Linked DNA regions of Homo sapiens: region 1 is linked to region 2. Evidence: chromatin contacts called from ENCODE Hi-C data. All regions are on one chromosome and are shown on one strand. Each heading gives the region's core, a stretch centred on a gene start or an enhancer-like site at or near the end of the contact. The rest is flanking DNA. Distances are from core to core; before and after follow the strand shown.

Evidence for each region. Hi-C counts contacts between places; a loop is a spot of excess contacts on that map. Pooled maps may share reads with other maps.
Region 1: a loop to region 2 is called in a pooled map, with 8 times the contacts of the local background. The contact joins the enhancer-like site here to the promoter of HSPA4L in region 2. A Hi-C loop is called at or near these places in 8 of 37 single-sample maps with no recorded cell type and 11 of 50 pooled maps.

Annotation. Positions count from the first base shown.
Region 1 is chr4:127,994,794-128,001,226 of GRCh38, forward strand. All of the region lies in intron 4 of ABHD18 (abhydrolase domain containing 18), which reads left to right. Among named protein-coding and RNA genes, the nearest start is that of ABHD18, 33 kb to the left of the region's middle. RefSeq lists a silencer at 2,772-2,821. Within about 2 kb of position 2,843, at least 2 of the 41 ENCODE cell types and tissues checked have a DNase peak (open chromatin) inside an H3K27ac peak, as active enhancers do.
Region 2 is chr4:127,779,675-127,786,375 of GRCh38, forward strand. HSPA4L (heat shock protein family A (Hsp70) member 4 like) reads left to right here and starts at 2,648. Exons shown (of 19, transcript NM_014278.4): 1 at 2,648-2,983. The coding sequence starts at 2,877. RefSeq lists silencers at 2,009-2,178, 2,459-2,528 and enhancers at 2,669-2,818, 2,718-3,710, 3,319-3,398, 4,810-5,049.

The sequences.
Region 1 (6,433 bases), core at 1,593-4,092, 220 kb after region 2:
ATCAGAGGTAAAAAATATTTTTCACATAATTGGGTTTAGGTTCCTCAAATATTTAGGGATAAAGCACTCATTTTATGTATGTATTTATTCATTTTTAAATTTTTTAGATGGAGTCTCACTCTGTTGCCCAGGCTGGAGTGCAGTGGCGCGATCTTGGCTTACTGCAACCTCTGCCTCCTGGGTTCAAGAGATTCTCATGTCTCAGCCTCCCTAGTAGCTGGGATTATAGGCACATGTCACCACGCCTGGCTAATTTTTGTATTTTTAGTAGAGATGGGGTTTCACCATGTGGTCCAGGCTGGTGTCAAACTCCTAACCTCAAGTGATTCACCTGCCTCAGCCTCCCAAAATGCTGGGATTACAGGCGTGAGCCACTTGGCCCGGCCAGGCACTCATTTTAAATTATGCATACTTGCAAATAAACTGCTCCAGGCTTTCATGATATTTTATTCCATTTATAGAAATATGTGTGTATGTGTAGGTATATATCTGTGTGTGTATGTGTAACAAAAACAGCTATCCTTTTCAGCATTACTTCAGGCATTACTTTTATGCCATATTCCAAATTGAACCAAAGAAATAAGATATTACTTAAAATAACAAAATGTAGATAATTCCTGTTCTGATTTCATGCTTACTACTGATCTAGTTTTTATTTTTAAAAGAATAGTGGTTTATTAGAGAGTAGAAAGATCAATATTTCTAAATTAATAGACTCGTGATTTTAAATATGTATGTTAAACTTTAAAATTAAATTTTACAACATTTTAAATATATATCAAAATAAACATAAGCAGGAAAAATAATACTTTAATTTTCACTGCTACTTTATTTTGATGGTTTTAACAGCAGTAAATTAAATATATTTATGTGTGATTTTAAATATAAGTATGTAACTAAGTAAATTCAATATTATAAGCAGGGAAAATAATACTTTAATATTATACTCTGCTTTTTTCTAATGATTACAACAATAGTTTTTGCCAATATTTTAAAAATCATTCTTACTGTCTTTAAATGGCATAAATGGCATTCAGTAGTTCTCTACTCATTCTAAAAAGGAAAAAAAATTGTATAAAAATTTTCCTTGGCTATAAAAAATTCTTTGTAGGTACTGGTAATTCCCTGTGTCTAACATAAGGAAGAGCCATGGGCCATGACTCAGCCACTCAGCTCCCTGCCCTTGGGCAATTTATTTAACTGTATGGTACTTAACGGCTTCCCACTTCTGAATTAGGGCTTGCTGGAAAGATACAGGCAGGAATAAAGAAATTAAAGTTGAAAGGAGTGTGGATGAGTAGAGGAAAAGGAGTAGACAGCTACATATTCATTTACATGTGCTGGAAAACCAGTATTTAGCTAAAATCTTTTATAAAACTAATGTGATATGACCTGAGCAGAGCCAAAATTTAACTGTTCAGATACATAGTATTCACTCACCTTTTCACTTTTATCGGGGGAACCAGCCCCCAATATTTCAACATACATTCTATTTTCCCTAAGTGTCAGCTGGTCTGAGAAATAAAGAGAAAGAGTACAAACAGAGAAATTTTACAGCTGGGCCTCCAGGGGTGTCATCACATATTGGTAGGACCATGATGGCGACCCCGAGCCGCAAAATCAGCAAGTTTTTATTAGGGATTTTAAAAAGGGGAGGGGGTGTACGAACAGGGAGTAGGTCACAAGGATCACATGCTTCAAAGGGCAGTAAAGATCACAGGCAAAGGCAAAATTAGAATTACTGATGAGGGTCTATGTCCCGCTGTACATGCATTGTCTTGATAAACATCTTAACAGGAAACAGGGTTCGAGAGCAGAGAATGGTCTGACTAGAATTTACCAGGCTGGAATTTCCCAATCCTAGTAAACCTGAGGGTACTGCAGGACACCAGGGCATATTTCAGTCCTTATCTCAACTGCATAAGACAGACACTCCCAGAGCAGCTGTCTGTAGACCTACCCCCAGGAATGTATTCCTTCCCCAGGGTTATTCCTTCCTGGGAAAAGAATTCAGCGATATTTCTCCTACTCGCTTTCTGCAAGAGGAGAAATATGGCTCTATTCTGCCCGACCCTGCAGGCAGTCAGACCTTATGGTTATCTTCCCTTGTTCCCTGAAAATCGCTGTTGTTCTGTTCTTTTTCAGGGTGCACTGATTTCATATTGTGCAAACACACATTTTACAATCCATTTGTACAACAGTGGTCCTGAGGTGACATACATTCTCAGCTTACGAAGATAACGTGATTAAGAGATTAAAGTAAAGACAGGCATAAGAAATTATAAGAGTATTGATTGGAGAAGTGATAAACGTCCATGAAATATTCACAATTTATGTTCAGAGATTGCAGTAAAGGCAGGTGTAAGAAATTATAAAAGTATTAATTTTGGGAACTGATAAATGTCCATGAAATCTTCACAATTTATGTTCTTCGCCTTGGCTCCAGCCGGTCCCTCCATTCAGGGTCCCTGACTTCCCGTAACACACTTTCTAATTGATTTGCATCTAATACAGATGTACATACACAATCTTACTGTACTCTCTGGAGATCAGGAAATATGATGAAAGAGTGTTAAAGACTTACATTTCAAAAGACTAGGCAGTCAAAAGGATATTTTTATTTTAAAAAGGAAAAAAAGTAACAACAACAAAAGACTAGGCAGAATCAGTACAAGGAGTTCTTTGAGGGTGGGGTAGAAGGAATACTGATTTCATATGACTTAAATTAGAGTTTCCTTGAATCTCAGCCCTCTTCAGTCTGCCTCTCTTCTAGACTCAAAAAGCTATGTATTTGCCTTTTGGAATGTGTAGTTTGAAACTTGTAGAGTACTGCTTTCAGCCTTGTCAAAGGCAACAAGTGATTAAGAAAAGCAGTGTACCACCTGGCGGCAGTAGGCAACTATGTGATTAAAGATGTGTAACCATAGCAGCTGTTGGCTCAGAGAAAAACTTAGTCATTTCTTACTAGCTCTCATCTTCCTCCCTCCTTACTTTCTGTTCCACTTCTTCCTTCTTTATTCTTCCTTCTTCTTCTTTCTTCATCTCCTCCTTCTCCTCCTTCACCTTTTTCCTCTCCTCCTCCTCGTTTTTTTTTGTTTGTTTGTTTTTTGTTTTTTGACAGATTCTTGCTCTATTGCTCAGGCTGGAGTGCAGTAGCGCAATCACAGCTCACTGCAGTCTTGAACTCCTAGGCTTGGGTGACCCTCCAACCTCAGCCTCCTGAGTAGCTGGGACTACAGGCATGCACCACCACAACCAACTAATATTTTTTTTATTTGTAGAGAACAAGGTCTCTATGTTGCCCAGGCTGGTCTTGAATTCCTGGGCTCAAGGGATCCTCCTGCCTCAGCCTCCCACAGTGCTGGGATTATAGGCATGAGCCACCATGCCCAGCTTCACTTCTTTATCTCACTTCCTCTTTTCTCTCTCTCTCTTTCTTTGACATGGTCTCATTTGTCTTATCCTTTGTAAATTTTTCAAGACGTTTCTTTTTTTTTTTTTTTTTTTGAGATGGAGTCTTGCTCTGTCGCCGAGGCTGGAGTGCACTGGCACGATCTCGGCTTACTGCATTCTCCTGCCTCAGCCTCCTGTTCCCGCCACCACACCCTGCTAATTTTTTGTATTTTTAATAGAGACAGGGTTTCACCATGTTAGCCAGGATGGTCTCGATCTCCTGACCTCGTGATCCGCCTGCCTCGGCCTCCCAAAGTGCTGGGATTACGGGCGTGAGCCACTGCTCCCGGCTGACTTTTTTTTTTTTTTTAAGAGACTGGATCTCACTGTTGGCCAAGCTGGTCTCAAACTCCTGGACTGAAGTGATTCTACCCATCAGCCTCCCAAGTAGCTGGGACTATAGGTGTGCGCCATTGCATCCAGCTCTAATTCTTCAGGTCTTTCTGGTTTTTCTCCACTCCCCTCTCTCTGCAAATGCCATTATTAAATGTAGCCCCCACCAAAAGGCAAAGAACTAAATAAGATAAAAGCAAAACAGTTTATTCTAGTAACTTATAAATGTTACATTTTAAATTATATGAATTGTCTAAGTCTGTAGCTTGTCTTTAACTCTGCCACTATGGTACTTTACGTACTTAGGAACTTTAAACATCTTTTGAATGATTATTGGGATGAAATATTGGGCTTTTAGAGTCTAGAATCCAAAGCAAAGCAGTTATGCAGCTATGGAAGCGATATAGTTGTTCATTGATTTCTTGATTACTCAAGATGAAGGAGTTCATTATTATACGCAGACTTTCATTTAAATATATAAAATATATATATATTTTTAAAAAACATGAGCCTGGCCAACATGGTGAAACCACATTTCTACTAAAAATACAAAAATTAGCTGGGCTTGGTGGTGCACGTCTGGAATCCCAGCTACTAAGGGGGCTGAGACAGGAGAATCACTTGAACCTGGGAGGTGGAGGTTGCAGTGAGCAGAGATCGTGCCACTGCACTCCAGCCTGGGCGACAGAGTGAGACTGCATCTCAAAAATAGAAATAAAAAGTAAGAAAGTAGCCTTCTGGTGGCTTAGTTCTTACCATAGCTTAAAATGAAAGAGGCTCCTAGGTGAAGGTGAGTTGCTGATGTGGAAAAAAACAGGATTTTTTACTCTATTTAAAAACAAAACAATGACAACATATTAGCTAAAGCACTCATTTAGATTGTTTTAAAATTACAAAATAATACATGGTCATTATAAAATGAGTGCAAATAATACAGATTCTGGAGGAATCTTTAGGAAGGCTACCTATCAGGTACTATGCTCATGACCTGGGTGATGGGATTATTATTCTTTTGAAGGCTGCCTATTTGTATCTTTTTCCTGTTTTTTAGTGAGGTTATTTGGTTTTTGTTAAATTGTTTAAGTTTATTATAGATTCCGGATATTAGACCTTTATTGAACGCAAGTTTGTGAATATTTTTCTCACATTCTGTAGGTTGTCTCAACCTGTTGATACTTTGTTTTTTTTCTGTGCAGAAGCTCTTTAGTTTAATTAGGTCCCACTTGTCTCTTTTCTTTATGTTGCAGTTGTTTCTGGGGACTTACTTATAAATTCTTTGCCAAGTGTATTAGTTTGCACGCTGCTGATAAAGACATACCCAATACTGGGCAAACAAAAGAAAGAGGTTTAATGGACTTAACAGTCCACGTGGCTGGGAAGGCCCCACAATCATGGCGGAAGGTGAAAGGCACATCTCATATGGTGACAAACAAGAGAAGAGAGCCTGTGCAGGGAAACTCCCCTTTTTAAAACCATCAGATCTCATGAGACTTATTCACTATCACACGAACAACATGGGAAAGACCTGCCCCCATGATTCAACTACCTCCCACCAGGTCCCTCCCAAAACACGTGGGAATTCAAGATGAGATTTGGGTGGGGACACAGCTAAACCATATCACCAAGGCTGAACCCAGAATTTCCTAGGTTTTTCTTCTGGGGTTTTTATTGTTTTAGGTATTACATTAAAGCCTTTAATCCATCTTGAGTTAATTTTTGTTTATGGTGAAAGGAATGGGTCCAATTTCAATCTTCTGCATATGGCTAGCCATCTATCCTAACACCATTTATTGAATAGGGAGTCCTTTTTCTTTTGTCTGTTATTGTTGACTTTGCCAAAGATCAGGTGGTTATAGGTGTGTGGCTTTATTTCTGCATTCTCTATGCTATTCCATTGGTCTATGTGTCTGTTTTTATACCAGCATACCAGTACCGTGCTGTTTTGGTTACTATAGCCTTGTGGTATATTTTGAAGTTGGGTAATGTGATGCTTCCAGCTTTGCTTTTTTTGCTTAAGATTGCTTTGGTGATTCATGCTCTTTTTTGGTTCCGTATATGAATTTTAGAATAATTTTTCTAATTCTGTCAAAAATGGTTTTGGTAGTTTTATAGGAATAGCATGGAATCTGTGAATTACTTTGGACAGTACAGCCATTTTAACAATATTGATTCTTCCTATACATGAGCATGGAATGTTTTTCCATTTGTTTATGTCATCTCTGATTTCTTTCAGCAGTGTTTTGTAATTCTCATTGTAGAAATCTTTTACCTCCTTGGTAAGCTGTATTCCTAGGTTTCTGTGTGTGTGGTTGTGTGGCTATTATAAATGAGATTGTGTTCTTGATTTGGCTCTCAGCTTGGATGTTATTGGTGTATAGAAATGTTACTGAGTTTTATACATTAATTTTCTATCTTGAAACTTTGCTGAAGTTATTTATTAGTTCTAGGAGGCTTCTGGCAGAGTCTGTGGGGTTTTTGAGGTATAATATTATATTGTCTGCAAAGAGAGATGGTTGACTTCCTCTGTTTCTATTTGGATGCCTTTTATTTCTTTCTGTTGCCTGATTGTTCTGGTTAGGATTTCCAATACTGTGTTGAATAGTAGTAGTGAGAATGGGCATCCTTGTTTTGTTCCAGTTCTCAAGGG
Region 2 (6,701 bases), core at 1,398-3,897:
AGATGTAAAGATCCTTCATAAAATAATCACAAGCCAAAACAATCAGAACCATCATGGCCTTTCTGGTTTATCCCAGGGATACAAGGATGTTAGAAAACTCTAGTAACGTTATTCATTGTATTAACAAATTAAAGGGCAACAAACAGGTCATTAGATGATGGTTAACATTTGTTAAGTTTCAGTATCCACTTACAGGCGTGTGAGTGGATTTTATGAGAAAAATCTCTTAGCAAAGTAGGAATAGAAGATAATTTTGTTAACTTTCTTACATCATAAACACAAAGGTATTTAATGTTAGGGACAAGACAAGGATGCTTACCACTACTGTTTATTTTCAAAATTTTACTGGAGCACTTAAGCAACATAATCCAGGCAAAACAATAAGAAACAGAAGAAATAGAAATGAAGAAATTCATTATTTCCCAGGCCATATTGTTCTATACACAGAAAATCCAAGAAATTCTGCAAATACTTGAATTTAGAATACAGCAAGGTTGCTGGATACATGACCAATGTACATGAATCAGGATCATTCAGCAGCTAAGCATAGCTAGCATTTATTGACCGTTTGGTGCCAGGGACTGATGCAGTGCTTACATTATTTAATCATAAAAACAGCCCAGTAGGCATATTTGTCCTCATTTTAACAGACTGAACCTGTGGCTTGGAGCATTAAGTAACTTGCCAAACGTTATACAGGTAGTAAGTTAGGCAAGCCTGGTACTACAACCCAAATCTGTGTGACCCCAAAGCCCGTCATGGTTTTAACCACTGGGTACTCTCACGTCCTGCCAGTAATTGTAAGGAACGTGATGATAACACCACTTTGCTCCTGGCCTCAACTTCCTTTTTACTTTGATATTTTAAGTGGTATTTTTAATAGGAAAAAAAAAAAACATTCTTACACCCTCAAGTTGTATAGACAACATGGATAAACTAATGGAATTAAGATAAATTAATTGTACTAGGAGAATTTCAGGATATTCTGGAATAAATCTAGATAGTGATGGCCGATGTCAGAAGAGGTGTGTGAGGAGAACTGGTGGAAGTCACAGGCGCCCAGCAGGACCAGGGCCCAGGGTTCAGTCGCAGGGCAACGCCCAATCCCTGTTCTGCTCACGAGCTGCCCGCTGGGACGCCGAGTTCTGCGGTGTCTCAGAGCGCAGCTTCACCCAGGGGCTCCACGTCTCCTGAGTGCTCATGAAGGGAAGAGAGGCCTGATTGATTTCTTCAATGTAGAGACCAGAGCCCAAGCAATACTGTACAATCCAGTTGCCTCAGTATTGCCCTTGAAAATGGATTTCACGTTCATTCTAACAGCAGCAGGAACTATAGCCACCCTTGCTGCTGCTGCTGCTGTAGCAACATTATTAATAGTAAAAAATCTAAGTTATTTAAAGAAGTGGACAACTAGGGATAATCAGAATACTAAAGAATCTAGTAAACAAAACAAACAAACAAAAAAACACGCCTGTTTTCAAGATGGATACCAAAATGGAACAGGAAAACACACAAAGAATTGGATGAGAAGGAACAGAGACTAGATGAAGAGGACGGGGAGGAACAGGGAACAGACCAAGGACTGGCAGAGAAGGAACAGGGCACACACGTAAAAGTGAACGAAAAGCAACAAGACAGCCAAATTTCTTAAGTGTAACATAAAACTTGGTTAATTACAGACAGGCAACACATGCCGATCAAACCAAGAGGGAGGGCGCTGGACCACACTGGGCTCTTTTTTGAGGACCACAGGGCAGCGGCTGGAGGCTAAAGCACAGACTTGGCTGGTGTGAGTGGCACACTTAATTAAGGTCACTTTCCTGTAAAACTGGTTTCCAGAGACAAGGGTCAGCGGCGGGGCCAGCATCTTTTAGAAAGGTGTGAGGAAAGGTACGTGGAGGGAAAGTTGTCAGTGTGATCTTATTTCTTGACAGAAGTTTGACTTTTGATATTTCAAATCCTGCTGATGAAAAAAGAAAAAAACCTAACATGTGCTCATCCCGCTTTCGCACAAGAGTCTGTCCCGGGCTCGGCAGCTCCCCCGGGGCTGGACAGGGCGGAGCGGCGGACGTCGGACAATGCGCGCCACCTCACAGAGCCGGGCGCGGCGGGCCTCCAGCCACAAGGGGAGGGCGCCGGGCTGCACATGGGCCCCTCGGGGAGGCGAGGCCTGCGGGCGAGCCCTTCTGAGGGCAGGGGGTGAGGGGGCGGCGCCCGCCAGCCAGGACAGCATCCTGCCGCCGTGACAAGCACGCCTCCGGTTGCCAAAACAACCCAAAAATGTGCCTCAAAACACGTTCGCAAAGCCCCGGGCCGGCCGGTCGCCTGCCTCTCACCTAGCCCGACCGCCCGACGTCCTACTGCCGAGCGAGGGCGAGCAAGCCAATGTGCCTAGCCTCCTTTCCCCGATCCTCCCCGCCCCGCCTTCCCGCTTCTCCCGCCCCCGGATAGCTCAGCAGCCTCCATTTTCCAGATCTTTCTCGAACCCGCAGCTTCTTGGGCAGCCGTTGCCCGAGTGCTGACGGAAGCGGCCGAAGTCCGGGCCCGGAGCTGGCTCGGGCGCGGAGCGGAGGCTCGCGCGCCTCCCGGGCAGCCGAGCGCGCAGGCGCAGGTCCCAGTAACCGCCGGTTGGAGGCGGCCGAACCGCAGTAGGGAAAGACCCAGGCTGCGGGACGCGGTGCAGGCTGCGGCGCTGACGGCCTCTGCTCCTTCCGCGGGTTTCCGACTCCCTGCCCTAGATTTTCTGCTTAGCGACTTGGGGTCCCCTCTCGTTTGCTTCTGGTAGGAGTCGCAATCCCAGCAGCAATAGCCCAGAAGAGGACACGGTTCCCGTACCGAAGGGTTCAGTACCAGCAGCCCGACCATCACGCGGCGGGATGTCTGTGGTTGGCATTGACCTCGGCTTTCTCAACTGCTACATTGCTGTCGCGAGAAGTGGCGGCATCGAGACCATCGCCAATGAGTACAGCGACAGGTGTACCCCGTAAGTGCCTCTGCTGAGCATCACCTCGACCCTAAGAAACGTTTTTCTCTCCCGTCCTTAACGTTTGTCCTGTCTGCTCGCTTCCTCGGATTTTCCCCTAACGTGCGCCGAACCCCGAGATGACAGGTGCAACCCGTCAACCGCAGTCCCTAGAGACCGCCGGGTGGCAGTCGGACTTCCTCGCCCCGCAAAGCTTCTTTTCCTTCAAGGACGAGGGACCGCACTAGTTTGCGCAGCTCTCTTTTCTGTACCTACGCACGTCCCCTGCCTCGTGCCGCTGTCCCCCAACGCCTCTTTTGCTTGCGAGGAAGAGGTTGCTGTGGGACAGCCCCTGGCGTCCGGAATATTGAGAAAGATCTCCGGTTGCCTCTAACGAGGTTTACGTGGGATTATCGGCCCCGCGCCAGCTGCCCTCCTTCCTTTCCCCGTCCCTCTGGGTGACAGCTTTTTCTCAGAAAAGTAAAAAGTCAGCTTCGGCTGCACACGTCAGAGATGAATTGCAGGTTCATCTGGCCCCGAAAGCCTTTTTTTTTTTTTTAAGGGCGGGGAGTGAGGCATGTGGGGTTTTACAAAACCCAGTGCCCTTGAGAACTGCAGGTAATGGAGCCGGTTTACAGGGCCAGGTCAATGGTGCATTGATAGGGAGAGCCTCGGGATGGGAGTCACTGGCCTTGTGCATTGGTAACTACGTCAGTTGCTGGAATGCGGCGGGGTTGGGTCGGACCAAAAGCGTGTTTCTGCAGAGTGAATTGCCGGAGTCGGGGGCAGCTGTCCCGTATAAACATGACTGTGGAGTGATTCTATTATGAACGCTTAATGAAAGGCTTAGGAGGAGCGGCGTTATGTCATGGAAACATGTTTCCACATGTTCCGTTGTTTCTCTGGCCTGGGAAGTTTGTTGGCAAGGAATATAATGAAGTAATTCTGAAATATGAAAAACTAGTTGCTGCTTATAGGCTGCTGTTACTGGTAATTTTATGAGGAAACCAACTGTATGAAACCTATATTACTTTTTATGGAAAGGTAATTTGGCATCTTAATTTGACCGTTCTGAATGGTCCAAAATATAATACCTTAACTATACTAAAACAAGGTCAGTGTCCAATGGTCTTTAAATGCCTCATTTACTATTCTATGGAAAGCTTTAAAATATGGCAAAAAGATGTTGAAGAGTAGCTCACTTGAAGCAGTCTGTGCTTTGATTTCTTTCCAAGAAGATTCTAGAAGGTTTTATACCTTTTTTCGTAGATGTACACGTTTCTTCTATTGAAATTTTAAACGTTTTGGACGTTTATATTTTCAATACATGGGCATAGATAAGGTAATCCTCAATAATGTTTGAACTCTTCTACTTTTTACATCTTTTTCTGGCTTTTATGCACAGTGAGAGGCCGAAACAGTAACTGTGAAGTCGATGAATTCGTCTCTACAAGGTTTTATATTAAGCCACAACAAATACTGGCTTTCGCCAGAAACAGACCGGAAATTCCACTCTCCACCTTCAGCAGAGTAGGGGTTAAAAATGGGAGCAATCTTTGGCTTCATTGACTCTCAACCTATAGAGAAAAAACTGAGAGGTAGGGTGGACATTCTTTTAGTCCTTAAAGCCATATCCTAAAAGATCAGAAACCAGAACAGTAAGAAAGATCGATCTGCATTTCCAGGCTGAGAAATCTCTTTAGCAGTGAGTGAACCTGTGATTCTTTAAAGATCCTGGCCGGCCAGACTTAGTTCTTTAAAAAGTGGGCTTCTAGAGTCTTCTAAAAGTCTCTTTGTTATTGTACTTAGGCATATTCGCTGGTTCTGTGTGGTTGAGAAGTAATGTGATATTTCTGATTTGTGTGCTAGAAAGCCAATAGTAATATCTAGATTTAATGAGCCTAATCTAAACTAGAAAGTTCTTAAAAAGTGAAAGGATATTCTCACTTAGCTTGCATCAGCAACTCTTCTCTCCATGGCTGGGCACTGTCACTTACCTCAGAAGTGTATCTTTTGTTGTTTCTGAACAAAAGTACTTCATGGTAGTGTAGTGCTCTTACACTATGTATTACTTTGTGGGTCCAATTGTTGAGGAAAAACATAGCCCTTCCGGGCCTCAGGACATTTATCCATCAATTCAACACCGATCATGCAAAAAGCATTGTAACTATTAGATAACCTTTAACTTCTCTAATACACCACAGTATTTAATAACACACATAAATAAAATGTTAGCTTTGCAAATAAAATGTTTTTCATATTCCAATTGCTTACATCAAGGTAATGTGACATATTTTCTAAGATGTGAATACATTATAAAATGATCCTATGAAAAGAGGAAAGAAATGTTCAATTTAGTTGTTTTCAGCATTCATACATTTTACGTTTCTTTCATTAACATATTTGATTGCTTATGGTTGAGAGGATTCCATATAAACCAAGAAGGACAGTTTAATGAAAAAGAACCAAGTTTTGGCCTATAATTAAGGGACAAAAGACAAGTTAATTTAACCTATTTAATTCAGATTCACCTTCTGTAAAGTTAGAGTGTTTATACTAGCCTCTCATCTCCTGCATAAGTTGAAGAGGGAGAGAGAAATTAACCTGCATAAATTGAAGAGACAAAATAATTTTCCTGAACATCTTATTGAAAAATTATTACATAATAATATGTGCTCATTATAAAAAATACTGGCACATTAAAAGGTGAAATTAAAAATTTAATTCCTCCAGATGGTTTTCTGTGTGTGTTTTCAAAGGGAAGGGGAAGTATTTACTTTATGTTTAGTAACCTTTTTCTTTTTTTCTTTTTTTTTTTAAGACGTAGTCTTGCTCTTGTTGCCCAGGCTAGAGTGCAGTGGCGCGTTTTCAGCTCACTGCAACCTCCGCCTCCTGGGTTCAAGCGATTCTCCTGCCTCAGCCTCCCGAGTAGCTGGAATTACAGGCAACGACCACCACGCCTAGCTATTTTTGTATTTTTAGTAGAGACGGGGTTTCACCATGTTGTCCAGGCTGGTCTCGAACTCCTGACCTCAGGTGATCCACCCGCCTCGGCCTCCCAAAGTGCTGGGATTACAGGTGTGAGCCACTGCACCCAGCCTATGTTTAGTAACCTTTTTCTATGTAAAACATACATATTTCTATACTATCAGTTGTAGTGTCTGTATAATCATGATAATTTAATCCATAGCCTAATAATTCAGGTTGTTTATGATACTTTGTAAACAGTGTTGCAATAACTATCTTTGTAACTAAATTTTTGATCCTTCAAGTAAATTCCTAGAAGTAGAATTACTGAGTGTCCACATTTTTAAAGGCCTGGTACATGTCTGCATTGTTACTTAAAACAATTAGAATTTCCATCCCAGGCTTAAGTATACCAAGGTGATTAGTTTCACACATGGGGAAAAAAATGATAGCCAAGAATCGTCATTAAGTATCAAATTAAAGCGTGTGGTAAATTGGAATAGTGATTGCTATGTGCTAAGCAAGCATTGTCATATGTATCACAATTCTGTGAGTTTGATCATACTAACTATCTTTTTTTTCCGTAAGAAGCCTAAAGCAAAGTTAAATCACTTGGCCAAAAATTAGTAAAACAATGAATTGGATTCTGTTTCAGGCCTCTCTGACCCTAGAACCCAAATGTCTTTCCAGTATCCATTGTTGTAAGGATGGCATATACGTAACTAGGTTAATGATGAAAGGAACAAATTACCTGGTTGAGCAGTTATTGTAC